Linked DNA regions of Homo sapiens: region 1 is linked to region 2. A link is a contact called in ENCODE Hi-C or POLR2A ChIA-PET data. All regions are on one chromosome and are shown on one strand. Each heading gives the region's core, a stretch centred on a gene start or an enhancer-like site at or near the end of the contact. The rest is flanking DNA. Distances are from core to core; before and after follow the strand shown. Region 1 holds the start of MPI (mannose phosphate isomerase). Region 2 overlaps EDC3 (enhancer of mRNA decapping 3).

Region 1 (6,992 bases), core at 4,493-6,992, 240 kb after region 2:
GGAAGTAGAATGTGGTTGCTGTCTCATTTTAATGTTGTTACTGAATTGACCTTGGATCTGCTTTCCTAGTGTGCAGAAAAAGCCAAACACTGGCCAGGCACAGTGGTTCATGCCTATACTCCCAGCACTTTGGGTGGCTGAGACAGGAGGATCACTTGAGGCCAGGAGTTCAAGACCAGCCTGGCCACATAGTGAGACCCAATCTCTTAAAAAATAAGCAGGCGTGATGGCATGTGCCTATAATCTCAGCTACTCAAGAGGCTGAGGTGGGAGGATCACTTGAGTCTTGGAAGTAGAGGCTGCAGTGAGCTGTAACTGTGCCACTGCACTCCAGCCTGGGCAACAGAGCAAGACTCTGTCTCAAAGTAAAAACAAACAAACAAACAAAAAAAAAATGCCAAACAGCGACACCAGGACTTGCAGCAAAAGAAAGTGAGATAATTTATTGCAGGTGCCAAGCAAGGAGAATCAGGCAGCTAATGCTTAAGACCTGAACTCCACAATGGCTTACAAGCAAGGGTTTTTAAAAGAAGGGGCACATTTCAGGAAAGCAAAATTGTAAATCGATACATAGAGGTTACACATTGGTTTGCCCCAAAAAAGTGGGATATCTTGAAGCAGGGGCTCATGTGAATTCAGAGATTCTTTGATTTGTAATTGGCTAAGGAAGCAAGGCTTTGTCTAAAAACTTGGTGTCAGCAGAAAGGAATGCTAAGGTTTGGCCCGTGGGTGTGACTCTCTCCACATCCCTCAGGAATAATTTGGAAAAAAGGATGGTGGTCAGAGTTCAGTCTTCAGTTCCCCCTTATCTGAGGTCAATGTGACAGCAGTGGGCATTTTCCATCTGGTAGGAGTCTGGAATCCCAGCACTTTGGGAGACTGAGGCAGGAGAACAGCTTGAGCCCAGGAGTTCAAGACCAGCCTAGGCAACATAGCAAGAACCTCCCGTCTTTACAAAAAATTTAAAAATTAGTCAGGTGTGGTGGCATGTGCTTATAGTCCTAGCTACTCAGGAGGTTGAGATGAAAGGATAGCTTGAGCCCAGGAGTTCGAGGCTGCAGTAGGCCTGGATGACACAGAGAGAACCCATCTCTGAAAAAAAAAACAAAACCAGAAGACATGTCAAGGTGTTATTTGTTTTTAGAGATGCAGTCTCACTCTGTCACCCAGGCTGGAGTGCAGTGGTACAATCACAGTTCACTGCAGCCTCGACTTTCCAGGCTCAAGCAATCCTCCCACCTCAGCCTCCAGAGTAGCTGGGACTACCGGCATGTGCTACCACCCTCAGCTAATTTTTAAAGTATGTTTAGAGACAGGGTCTTGCTATGTTGCCCAGGCTGGTCTTGAATTCCTGGACACAAGTTATCCTCCGCCTTGGCCTCCCAACGTGTTGGAATTACACGTGTGAGCCACTGCACCTGGCCAAGATATTATTTTCATTTTTTTTTAAATAGTAATGAGATCTTGCTATGTTGGCCAGGTTGGTCTTGAACTCCTGGCCTCAAGCCATCCTTCTACCTCTGCCTCCTAAACTGCTAGGATTACAGGCCTGAGCCACTGCACTCTGTCTTTAGTTGTTGTTTGTTTTTTTGTTTTTTTTTTTATTTTGAGACGGAGCCTTGCTCTGTCGCCCAGGCTGGGGTGCAGTGGCACGATCTCCACTCACTGCCATTCTCCTGCCTCAGCCTCCCGAGTAGCTGGGACTACAGGCGCCTGCCACCACGCCCGGCTAATTTTTTGTATTTTTAGTAGAGACGGGGTTTCATCGTGTTAACCAGGATGGTCTCGATCTCCTGAACTCTATCTCATGATCTGCCCGCCTTGGCCTCCCAAAGTGCTGGGATTACAGGCATGAGCCACCACGCCCAGCCCCTATCTTTAGTTTTTATAGAGAACTAAACATCTTGTGACTCTGGCTTACTTGGGTGGCTGCTTAAGTTACTATTACCTTCTTCCTTGGTGGGTTATTCATTTACTTCCCTAATTGCTGGGTGCAGGGCTAGCTAGTTCCTGAAATCTCCCTTGAAGGGACTCAAAATTTTCCCTTTATCTCCATACTTGCGGGCCAGAGGGGCACCTAAGAAGGGTCTGTCCTCCATATCAATGTCTCTCTGGGCCTGATAATATAAAAGGATGCACATTCCTCAGATAAAATCTCTTTTCTCAAGATAGACCAGCAAGAGGGAAGAAGTAGAAGGTTCTAGGTTCTCCAAACACCCTAGTTTCTCTTACAGATAAGTTTTTCTGTATTGGGGGAGGGTGGCATGGGGTTGGGGGGTGGTCTGTATCTCCCAACAATCTAAGTTCTTCCTTCACTTTGCAGGGATACTATGAGCAAATAACCCTGACTCTGTTTTCTGTGGTAGTGGTAGTGGGGAGTGCTCCAAGAACTCCTTGAGCCTCATTAGTCCCTCGTTCTTATCTGAGAAGGTTCCTATTGCTTGGTGTATTAGTCCGTTTTCATGCTGCTATAAAGATACTACCTGAATTGGGTAATTTATAAAGAAAGGAGGTTTGGGCCAGGCATGGTGGCTCATGCCTGTAACCCAGCACTTTGGGAGGCTGAGGTGGGTGGATCACCTGCAGTCAGGATTTTGAGACCAGCCTGGCCAACATGGTGAAACCCCGTCTCTACTAAAAATACAAAAATTAGCCGGGCATGGTGGCACGTGCCTGTAGTCCCAGCTATTTGGGAGGCTGAGACAGGAGAATCGCTTGAACCCGGGAGGCGGAGGTTGCAGTGAGCCAAGATCGTGCCACTGCACTCTACTCTGGGTGACAGAGTGAGACTCCATCTCAAAAAAAAAAAAAAAAGGAGGTTTGGCCTGACGCGGTGGCTCATGCCTGTAATCTCAGCACTTTGGGAAGTCAAGGCAGGTGGATCACCTGAGGTCAGGAGTTCGAGACCAGCCTGGGCAAAATGGTGAAACCTCGCCTCTACTAAAAATACAAAAATTAGCCGGGCATGGTGGTGTGCACCCAGCTACTTGGGTGGCTGAGGCAGGAGAATCACTTGAACCTGGGAAACAGAGCTTGCAGTGAGCTGAGATCATGCCACTGCACTCCAGCCTGGGCAACGGAGCAAGACTCAATACTCAAAAAGAAAAAATAAAAAAAAAGAAAGGAGGTTTAATTGACTCACAGTTCTACATGGCTGGGGAGGCCTCAGGAGCTTATAATCATGACAGAAGGCAAAGGGGAAGCGAGGCACATCTTAGATGGCAGTAGGAGAGAGAGCGAGAAAGTGCCACACTTTAAAACCATCAGCTCTTGGGAGAACTCACTCACTATCATGAGAACAGCATGGGGGAAACCACCCCCATGATCCAATCACCTCCCACCAGGTCCCTCCCTCAACATGTGGGGATTACAATTCAAGATGAGATTTGGGTGGGGACACAGAGCCAAATCATATCACTTGGGTAGTGGAGATGAGGGAAAGGAGTGGTATTCCAAAGCACGAGGTATTGAGTACGTTGTTTCATGAGTCTTTTTTTTTTTTATTTATTTTTTATTTTTTTATTGATCATTCTTGGGTGTTTCTCGCAGAGGGGGATTTGGCAGGGTCACAGGACAACAGTGGAGGGAAGGTCAGCAGATAAACAAGTGAACAAAGGTCTCTGGTCTTCCTAGGCAGAGGACCCTGCGGCCTTCCGCAGTGTTTGTGTCCCTGGGTACTTGAGATTAGGGAGTGGTGATGACTCTTAACGAGCATGCTGCCTTCAAGCGTCTGTTTAACAAAGCACATCTTGCACCGCCCTTAATCCATTAACCCTGAGTGGACACAGCACATGTTTCAGAGAGCACAGGGTTGGGGGTAAGGTCACCGATCAACAGGATCCCAAGGCAGAAGAATTTTTCTTAGTACAGAACAAAATGAAAAGTCTCCCATGTCTACCTCTTTCTACACAGACACGGCAACCATCCGATTTCTCAATCTTTCCCCCACCTTTCCCCCCTTTCTATTCCACAGAACTGCCATTGTCATCATGGCCCGTTCTCAATGAGCTGTTGGGTACACCTCCCAGACGGGGTGGTGGCCGGGCAGAGGGGCTCCTCACTTCCCAGTAGGGGCGGCCGGGCAGAGGCGCCCCTCACCTCCCGGACGGGGTGGCTGGCCGGGCGGGGGGCTGACCCCCCTACCTCCCTCCCGGACGGGGCAGCTGGCTGGGCAGAGGGGCTCCTCACTTCCCAGTAGGGGCGGCCGGGCAGAGGCGCCCCTCACCTCCCGGACGGGGCGGCTGGCCGGGCTGGGGGCTGACCCCCCCACCTCCCTCCCGGACGGGGCGGCTGGCCAGGCGGGGGGCTGTCATGAGTCTTGTATTATCCATTTTATTATTCCTTAGTGCATGGTAAAGCTTCCTTTAAAATGCAAGCTGATTTATTTGAGCCAGAGGACCCCAGGGGAGGTGAGATAGATACCCACACCTGGGCAGAGGATTACAGGGAAAACGGCACCCGCTCTTTCCCCTGGGCACATATGGTAGAGGCTGTGGGAATGAGGGTATTGCAGGGGTGATGAGGGTAGAGTCAGGACTGTAACTCCTCATTCCAGGTTCCCCGGAGCTTTGACTGTTGTGCTCCTAGCCTCAAGCAATCCTTCTGCCTCTGCCTCCTAAGGTGCTAGGATTACAGGCCTGAGCCACTGACTGTCCTCCTCCTAGGAGGCTGTTGACTGAGAAGGTCTGGATGTCAAAGCCTTTCACCACAGGATATAGCCAAGATTACTGCAGAGCCAAGGCCCAAGGCCATCCTTCCCTATGCACAGCTCTTCGTAATTCCCCTGACTTCTGTGTGTGCAACTTGTAAGCAGCTCAGCCTGGAGTAGAAGTTGGGGTTCTGACTTTCTACAGCACCTGGGACGGGAAGGATCAGAGGAGCACAGGGAGCTGACTGCCTTATAGGTGTCTCACGTCATCCCATCTGACCCTCCAACAAGCATGTCAGGCTGGCATTATTCACCCCATTCTACAAAGCTCAGAGCAGTGAAGGGCCTTGCATGTGACATTTACCATCATCATCACTAGTATGTCCCTACTCACATCACAGCAATTCTTTGCTCAAATCTGTAATTGCTGAGACTCGAAGTAAAACCCAAAGTCTTCACAATAGCAATAGCCTGCAAAGCTCTGCCCCCCTCCTCTCTTCTCTGACCTCCTCACTGCCCCTGTCTTACTCACTCTGCTCCAGCCACAGTGGCCTCCTTGCTAGCAGTTCCCTCCCCAACACGCCCGGCACAGTCCCACATTCCCGCCTTGCTCTGGCTTCCGCTGTGGCTGTTTCCTCCCCGCAGAACACTCCTGCCTTCCTCACCGCCAAGTCTGGACTCAAACCTCACCTCCTCAAGAGGCTTGCCCAGACAGCCTTTTATATTCTGCAAACTGCCTCCCACTGCCACCTGCCCCCTTACTTTTTGTGGCCTTGACCTTTCAACATACTACATGATTTGCTTACAATACTTGTCTGTCTTGCCTTCACCAGAATGTAAGCGCTCTACAAAGGCAGAGGGAAGGCTATCTTGCTCTCTGATGTATCCTCCAGCCCTTAGAACAGTCCGTGGTACTTAGCAGGTTTTCAGTACATCTGTGCCCGGCGATGGAAAGAATGAATGAATAGTGAGACCGAAGATCGCGGCCGTAAGCCTCTGGGCACGGGTGCCCCGGGGCCTGGCGGAACGCTCAGGGAACTACATTTCCCGTGAAGCTCTGGGCGCAGAGGGCCGCGGGGGCTGCCGGGAAAGGCATACGTGCTTAATCCTGGTGCAGGGGGCGAGCATGGCCGCTCCGCGAGGTGAGCCATTGGCTGGGGTGTCGGCGAGTGTGTTCGTGGAGCGCGTCCTGGGGACGACTCCCGGCATTATCGGCCAGGTTGAGTCCGCTCCTGGCATTCCGCGGAAAGATGGGTGGGTGCCGGGCAGAGGTGTGGCCACCTGCGATGGGGATTGACCTCCGAGGGGAGGGGGCCCTTCTAGACGTCGTGCCGTGGGATAGGTACCTTCTGCTCCCTCCCCGCCACCCTGCCTCAGATCAGCACAAGGTCCTTACTGCTGCCCATCTGACAGTTGGGAACATCGAGGCCTGCAGCGGAGGGGGGTCTCATCCAACAGCCTACAAAACCCTTATTTGACTCTGTCCCCAGTGAGCACCCCCAGCTCTTGCCTGGTTTCCCGGGACACTAGGGTGGGGCCTGAGGAGTGGAGTGGCAGCTGACCCTGTCTGTGCCCCTAGTATTCCCACTTTCCTGTGCGGTGCAGCAGTATGCCTGGGGGAAGATGGGTTCCAACAGCGAAGTGGCGCGGCTGTTGGCCAGCAGTGATCCACTGGCCCAGATCGCAGAGGACAAGCCTTATGCAGAGGTGAGCCCCGGGCTGTATTTCAGCCCACTTTACCCGCAGGTCAGGAGAAAGGGCCTGAGGCAAGTCATAAGAATCAGCTGGGAAGGGTGAGGCAGCAAGGAGGGAGGAGACCCACTTGGCTCTTCAGGCTAATGGACTAGATAGTGTTATCAAAAAGAAGAGAGGTTTTGTCATAATAGGCTGGGATTTCCAGCACTCTCCTTCCCCCAACCACTCTTAGCACTTAGTGAATTTTAATTCAGCCCTCTTTGACAATTAAGTTTTTTTACTTTGACTATTTTTTTGCATTTTTATTAACCTAAAATATTTCTCCTGCCTATTTAGTGGAGAAAAAGCCAAAGCATAGGAAGGCTTTCGCCTCTGCTTCTGAAACTGGAAGATGTATGTTAACCCCTGAAAGAATCATTTAAGAGTCATAGTTTTTCTGCTACCTTGACAGTGCAGATGTCATTCTCCTCTTTGGACAGACAAAGAAGATACATCTAAAGAAGGGAAATAACTAGTCCAAGTCTTCATAGATGGCTAGAGGCCGAGTCTGGACAAGGGCCTGGGTCTACTGCCTCCCTGTATGTCCATGATGGCATGAACATTTGTATCCAGACCTGGGAGGCCTTTCCCAGGACTCAGTTGCCCTGTG
Region 2 (6,662 bases), core at 398-2,897:
GTGATGGGTAAGGTTTTTGTGTTTTTTTTTTGAGACAGGGTCTGACTCTGTCACCCAGGCTGGAGTACAGTGGCATGACTTTGGCTCATTGCAGCCGCAACCTCATGGGCTCAGACGCTCCTACTTCAGCCTCCTGAGTAGCTGGGACTACAGGCACATGCCACCGTGCCCAGCTAATGTTTTCTATTGTTTGTAGAGACAGGGTCTCACTTTGTTGCCCAGGCTGGTCTTGAACTCCTGAGTTCAAGCAATCCTCCCACCTTGGCCTCCCGAAGTGCTGGGATTACAGGCATGAGTCACTGCACCTGGCCAATGGAAAACCCTTTACCAGCTGGGCGTGGTGGCTGACGCCTGTAATCCCAGCACTTTGGGAGGCCAAGGCAGGCAGATCACTTGAGGCCAGGAGTTTGAGACCAGCCTGGCCAACACGGTGAAACCTCGTCTCTACTAAACATACAAAAATTAGCCAGGCATGGTGGCAGGTGCCTGTAATCCCAGCTACTCAGGAGGCTGAGGCAGGAGAATCGCTTGAACCTGGGAGGTAGAGGTTGCGGTGCGCTGAGAGCTGAGATCACGCCACTGCACTGCAGCCTGGATGACAAAACAAGACTCTGTCTCCAAAAAAAAAAAAAAAACCTTTACCTCTCTGGGCCTCATGTCCTCATCTGTAAAATGAAAAAATCATACTAGGTGATCAACTAACCTAACACTAACATTTTATGCTTTTAGACTGTTTCCCTATATATTCTAGTTTGCCTTTTTTGATCCAAACATTTGGATAGCAGATCCAATGGAGAAAGTGTCCCCAGCTCTGCACTGACTGCCCCTCAGTGAAAACCTGCTTGAGGATTGTGCCTTGGAACTCGAACACAGAGAAAACCCCCCTGTAGAAGAAGTTGCTCAGTAAGATAACTGCCTGCTTGCTCTATTTCCAGCACAGACGCTGCTTGGCAAAAGGGCTTCCTTTCCACTCCTTGTCACTGTTAAGAACAAAGAGAAAAACCAGATGGCATGAAGCTGCTGGGCTTCTTTCCCCCTCATTGTCATGAACCAGTGGAGTGCAACTGGTCACTACATACCACAAGACGCCACACCCAAGTTTCTGGCTAAGGACCAGCACATGTGGTTTGTGGTATGTTTATTGATAGGAAAATAATTTTATATGACAGAACTTTTCACTTCAGTCATTAAAAACAAAAGAAGTGTGAAGATCAAGTTGGGGAGCCAGAGTGTGTAGCAGAAAAAAATTTCTACCTCTGCTTTTGTCCATGTTAGTAAATATTTTCTCATGCTCTGTTAGTTCTGAGAATTCTCCCTGATTCTCACTGTTATTCTCACTCTTAGCCACTTGACTCCAGGGCAGATCATAATCTTCCCAAGTTAAAAAAATCCTGCAGTGTAGGGCTGGGCGCGGTGGCTCACACCTGTAATCCCAGCGCTTTGGGAGGCCAAAGCAGGTGGATCACGAGGTCAGGAGTTCAAGACCAGCCTGGCCAACATAGTGAAACCCCATCTCTACTAAAAATACAAAAAAATTAGCCAGGCATGGTGGTGTGTACCTGTAGTCCCAGCTACTCAGGAGGCTGAGGCAGGAGAATCGCTTGAACCCAGGAGGTGGAGGTTGGCAGTGAGCAGAGATTGCGCCATTGCACTCCAGCTTGGGCAACAGAGTGAGACTTCGTCTCAAAAAAAAAAAAAAAAAATCCTGCAGTGTAAATAGTTCCAGGGAAATCACACGCTGCATAAACCAACAGCCTCAGCAGCAGCACTTGGACTACAGATATAGAGAGCTAGCAGCAGGAGCAGCTTCTTTTACAAAGAGGGCAGTAAAAAAGGAAGCAGTCAGAGGTAGATAGTTGGCTGATCTGGAGGAGTACCAGACTTAACAGATGATAACTGCCTTTGAAAGGCTTAAAACCTAGCAATTTAAATTAAACCCGATTCTGAGCTAGGCTGTTTGCCTTTACACAGGTGTTAAAAATCGAAGGACTTCGGCAAGTTACAGTGTCACTGTCACTGCCACTTAAGGAAACCACCTTAATAAACAGGCATGCCTACCAGAATCTGCCAGCAAAAGACTGACACAGTTCAGCAGCTTGTTTTTTTTTTAGCAGTCTTTCTTAGCCTGACAGTTGGCCTATTTTTTTTTTTCACATGGAAAGCACATGCAAGCTACTATACTCAGCGAAACCAAATACAACAGAGTCCTACTATTATCTATAAAAAAAAAGCCATGTCTGGCTTTCCTCCAAATGCAATTAGCTGCGTCCACAGTTCTCCTTATAGCAGCTACCAGCATTCAAGATTTATATTCCTTATATTCCAAACTTCAAACCAAAATAAAAATATTATACTCAATTCCTTCTCTACTTACTAAAATGATTATGACTTCCCCTTTAGCTCTTAGGATCATTCAATAACAATGGTTTTCAAACCATATTCCAAGAGGCCCAGTTAGTAATGTGGTTTGAGGGGAAGGGATGGGACACGGATGTGATGAATTACCTCTCTCACACTGCTTTAATCTGTTTTATATGCCATAGGTTTGAAGAAAAGGTTCTAATGCTAAAAAAAGAAACAATAATCACTGAGGTAATAGAACTAGATTATCATCTACAATGACCTACATAAGGCACTACACTGTTACATGAAATTAGCCAACTTTCAATGTCCTGGGCTAACAGGAGATAAGAACAGCATAGTAAAGAAATGTAATTTATTAAAACTCTATTTTTAGCCAATGATTCCAATCATCCATCTTCAACTGTTTTTTTGCAACAACAAATAATTAGTAAAACAGAGTTGAAGTCTGGTGAAATGTATGGGCAGTAATAGAGAAGCCAAAGTGAAAATAGATCTGAATATTTGAATCTACATAGCAGGCCCTTTGCCTTTAGTTGTTACTCACAGCATACTAAATAAGTGGCAGGCCATATCCTACCAGATACAGGATATACACAGACATCTACAGAAATTACCCCTCCACCATGGCAGAATGCTGTTATTGGCTGCAATCCCCAAGAGACAATAATACCGGGCCAGCCACCAAGCCACTTAAATTAATTCCTAGTGTGAGATTCTGACTCAGAAGCCAGGTCTTTCTGTTTCAAGCATAATAGAAAGGCAACAGCAACCAGCAGGATGTGGGACCTGATGCAACTCACCCGTGCAGAACTCCTTGCTCACGTTGTGGGGCACTATGATCCGTCGATAGACAATGGGCTCGGACTCCAAGATGTTCTCATCATGGCGGTACCGAGTGGGCCTTTCATTTGGGATGCCCCGGGAACGGGTACCACTTCTCCTTTCATAGGTATCAATCTCCTCAAACACAGCTGCCTTGTCAAAAAGAGCCAGGTTCCCTTCAAAATCAAAATCTGTGTCTGGGATCTCCTCAATATCATCCCCGAAGCACTCGTCATCTTTATTCTTCATCTGGCCATTCTTTAAACCACTTTTCTTGGGAGTTGCCTGATTTGGGTGCCTGCTACTAGATGACCCTGGAGAAAAAATAGGGACTAAAGTCAGTGTATCCACAGAAAGCGCTCAGTGAACGTGGAAAATACATTAGTCTTTTGTGGAGAGTGTTACAGGAACCAATGTGAAAATGGTAAAGGTAACTATTGCAAACTCATATTAAGTAGCACAAACAACAAATCTCATGTGCAATAATAGGTTTCAAACATCACCCAATCTGGGCACAGTGGCTCACGCCTATAATCCCACATTGGGAGGCTGAGGCAGGAGGATCGCTTGTGCCTAGGAGTTCAAGGCTGCAGTGAGTGATGATCACGACACTGCACCCCAGCCTGGGCAAAGAGCAAGAATCTGTCTCAAAACACACACACACACACACACACACACACACACACAAACAACAACAAATATTACCCAAGTAACTTGTTAATGAATATGAAATAAGCAGTACTCCTGGAAATCTTAACCAGTTATCCCCTTCATAAGGAAACTGGTAATGACAAAAGTTTTTCTGACAACTTACTATTAGCAAACAAGAGGAAGAGTAAGAATATAGCATGGTGGTTTTGACATAATGACAGAGGCAGGAGGCAGAGAAATTCTAGAGGCGGGTCCCTGGCGAAGCCCCACCTTTGAAGCTGAAAAGGCTGAGACTGTGGCCCAAAGTGAGAACTTATATCCCTGTTTTCCCACTAGAATGTTGTCTTTTCTTAAACCACCCATGGCTCTGCCCCCACCCTATCCTGTGCCTATAAAGACCCCAGACTCAGTCAGCAGAGATGAGAAACAGCTGGATGTTGGAGACTATGGCTGGATGTCAGAGAGAAGTGGCTTGACTTCAGAGGGATAGCTTGACTGTGTAACTATGGAGAAGAATTTGGCTGGAGACAGCCAGACTTAAGGGGAAAATTACCTACCCACCACTGACTGTCCCCTTTTCAGCTCCCCTTCCCACATAAATAAAAATAAAATCACCCACATTTACCATCCTTTAATTCATTCATGTGACCTCATTTTTCCTGGACACTGGACAAAAGCTCAGAAGCCATGAGTGCAGATACAAAAGACTGTCACACTGATCCTTTGCCCTCACTGGCAGAGGGCAGCTGCAGGCCCACTGAGCTGTTAACACTTAAGCCATCTGTGGATGGCAGAGCTAAAAGAGCACCATAACACATCCTCTGGGGCTTCAGGAGTTGTAGACACCCCACCTAGATGCTGCCATATGGCCTGCACAGAGTTCGCTCCTGCTGGTGCCCAGAAGCGCTCATTCTGGCTCCTGCACCGGCTCACATGTGCACTCCCTCCCACAATGGGTAGAACACAGTGGGTCTGAGTGAGTGGAGTTTGATCCCACTGGCACTGAAACAGACAGCCAGGTTCCAGTGCTTGTGCACTCCAGTTCCTGCCTTGTTCTCTCGCACACTCCCTTCTGCAAGGAGTTGAGAGCAGTGCGTGGAGTAAACGGGGCACCCCTGTCATGAGTCCTGTGAATAGGTCAGGGAAGGGAAATATCCTGCTTCAGTTTGAGTCTGAGTGTCTGGCAGTTGTTTAAGAGAGAAATACCCCCAGAGTAAAAGAAGGCCTGGTCTTATAGCCTGAAGCTTGTAGGAAAATACTATTCAGCTAGTCCTTAAATCTATGCTTACCCAGCAAGCAATCTTCTGATTTTTAATTTGGTCTTAGGCTAGATCCCAGCAGCAGGGAATCCCTGGTTTGCTCAAAAAATTCTACATTCTGAGCCAGGTATACACCTACCACTACAAATTGCTATTCTGACTTACAAACCTTTCTTTAGACCTTTCGGTTAACGTGATCTCTTTTCTCAGAATTTTATCTCTTGTGGGTAAGCAGTTTCTGAAACACCAAATAATGACAGGGTCCATACTGAACTGATCCTGTAGAGGCCACACTAATGCACATCCACAACAGAGTAGCCAGCCACACCCTGTCTCTGACACCTTATTTGGCTACTACACATCAGTCAACAACTACTCTAGCAGCCAAGGCAGAAGGTCTCACAGAATTCTCCAAACCACCCACCCCCAGAGAATCAAGCTCTGGTCTCCATCTGACTACCCTGAAAACGTGAATCAGGTGACTGGTATGCCAGACTGAACCTCTATCACAGTCTAAATAAATGGAATGTACTTCCTTCTGAAAGACTGGGCTCTTCAATTACTGAAAACACTCAAGTCACGGTTAGAATGATCCCAAGCAAAGCCCCTCACATATACTAAACCAACTATGCTGCCCTAACTCTTCTCATTGCAACCTCCTTCAACCCAAAGGACCAAGAGTTTGGAGAGCTAGGATCTAGTTCTCTCACCAAAATATTATATAATCTTATACCATCATCTAACTTCTCAGGGTCTTAACTTCCTGTATATAGAATGCTCACTGTGGTTATCTCCAGTAGAGTTTCTAGCATTAACAAATTAATATCAGCAAGATCAATTACAATAATTATTCTGAAAGGTATACACTATGCAAATACAATTTATGCCCAAGTATTCCTAATGCCTTGTACTGGTGTGGAAAAAGTGGTGATGGCAGTGAAGATGCAATTTACGTCTCTGAAAAAAAAAAAAAAAAAAAAAAAAAAAAAACCAAGGCCAGGCGCGGGGGCTCATGCCTGTAATCCCAGCACTTTGGGAGGCCGAGGCAGGCAGATCATGAGGTCAGGAGATCGAGACCATCCTGGCTAACACGGTGAAACCTTGTCTCTACTAAAAATACAAAAAATTAGCCAGGCATGGTGGCATGCGCCTGTAGTCCCAGCTACTCAGGAGGCTGAGGCAGGAGAATTGCTTGAACCCAGGAGGCGGAGGTTGCAGTGAGCTGAGATGCACCACTGCACTCCAGCCTGGGTGACAGAGTGAGACTCTGTCCCTAAAAAACAAAACAAAAACAAAACACTAAGGCTGACCAAAATTATGAAGGTAAGGCAGAGTGGTTGAGACACCACAGCCAGCTAGATGATGAACCACTATGAAGCTAGCCACAGTTTGGGTTAAGTTCTAGTTCCAATAATTTGATGAAGCACTCTGTGAGAGCACACTTATGCCATAGCTAGGTGCTAGGATGATAAAATACAACCAAGACATGCTGCTCAACAAGGAGAGAGAAGAAATATGTTGGGCACAGTGGCTCAGGCCTGTAATCCCAGCACTTTGGGAGGCCGA

What was found. Hi-C counts contacts between places; a loop is a spot of excess contacts on that map. ChIA-PET counts read pairs that join two places held with the same protein, here RNA polymerase II (POLR2A). Pooled maps may share reads with other maps.
Region 1: a pooled map shows a loop between it and region 2 (1.8-fold over the local background). The contact joins the promoter of MPI here to the enhancer-like site in region 2. A Hi-C loop is called at or near these places in 1 of 50 pooled maps. POLR2A ChIA-PET finds 5 or more read pairs at or near these places in 3 of 52 experiments (MCF 10A, WTC11 and activated naive CD4-positive, alpha-beta T cell).

What each region holds. Positions count from the first base shown.
Region 1 is chr15:74,884,300-74,891,291 of GRCh38, forward strand. MPI (mannose phosphate isomerase) reads left to right here and starts at 5,743. Exons shown (of 8, transcript NM_002435.3): 1 at 5,743-5,790; 2 at 6,228-6,355. The coding sequence starts at 5,775. RefSeq lists enhancers at 5,360-5,409, 5,570-5,869, 5,659-6,192, 5,990-6,069.
Region 2 is chr15:74,652,569-74,659,230 of GRCh38, forward strand. It overlaps EDC3 (enhancer of mRNA decapping 3), which reads right to left. Exons shown (of 7, transcript NM_025083.5): 4 at 3,165-3,500. Among named protein-coding and RNA genes, the nearest start is that of CLK3, 40 kb to the left of the region's middle. Within about 2 kb of position 1,648, at least 11 of the 41 ENCODE cell types and tissues checked have a DNase peak (open chromatin) inside an H3K27ac peak, as active enhancers do.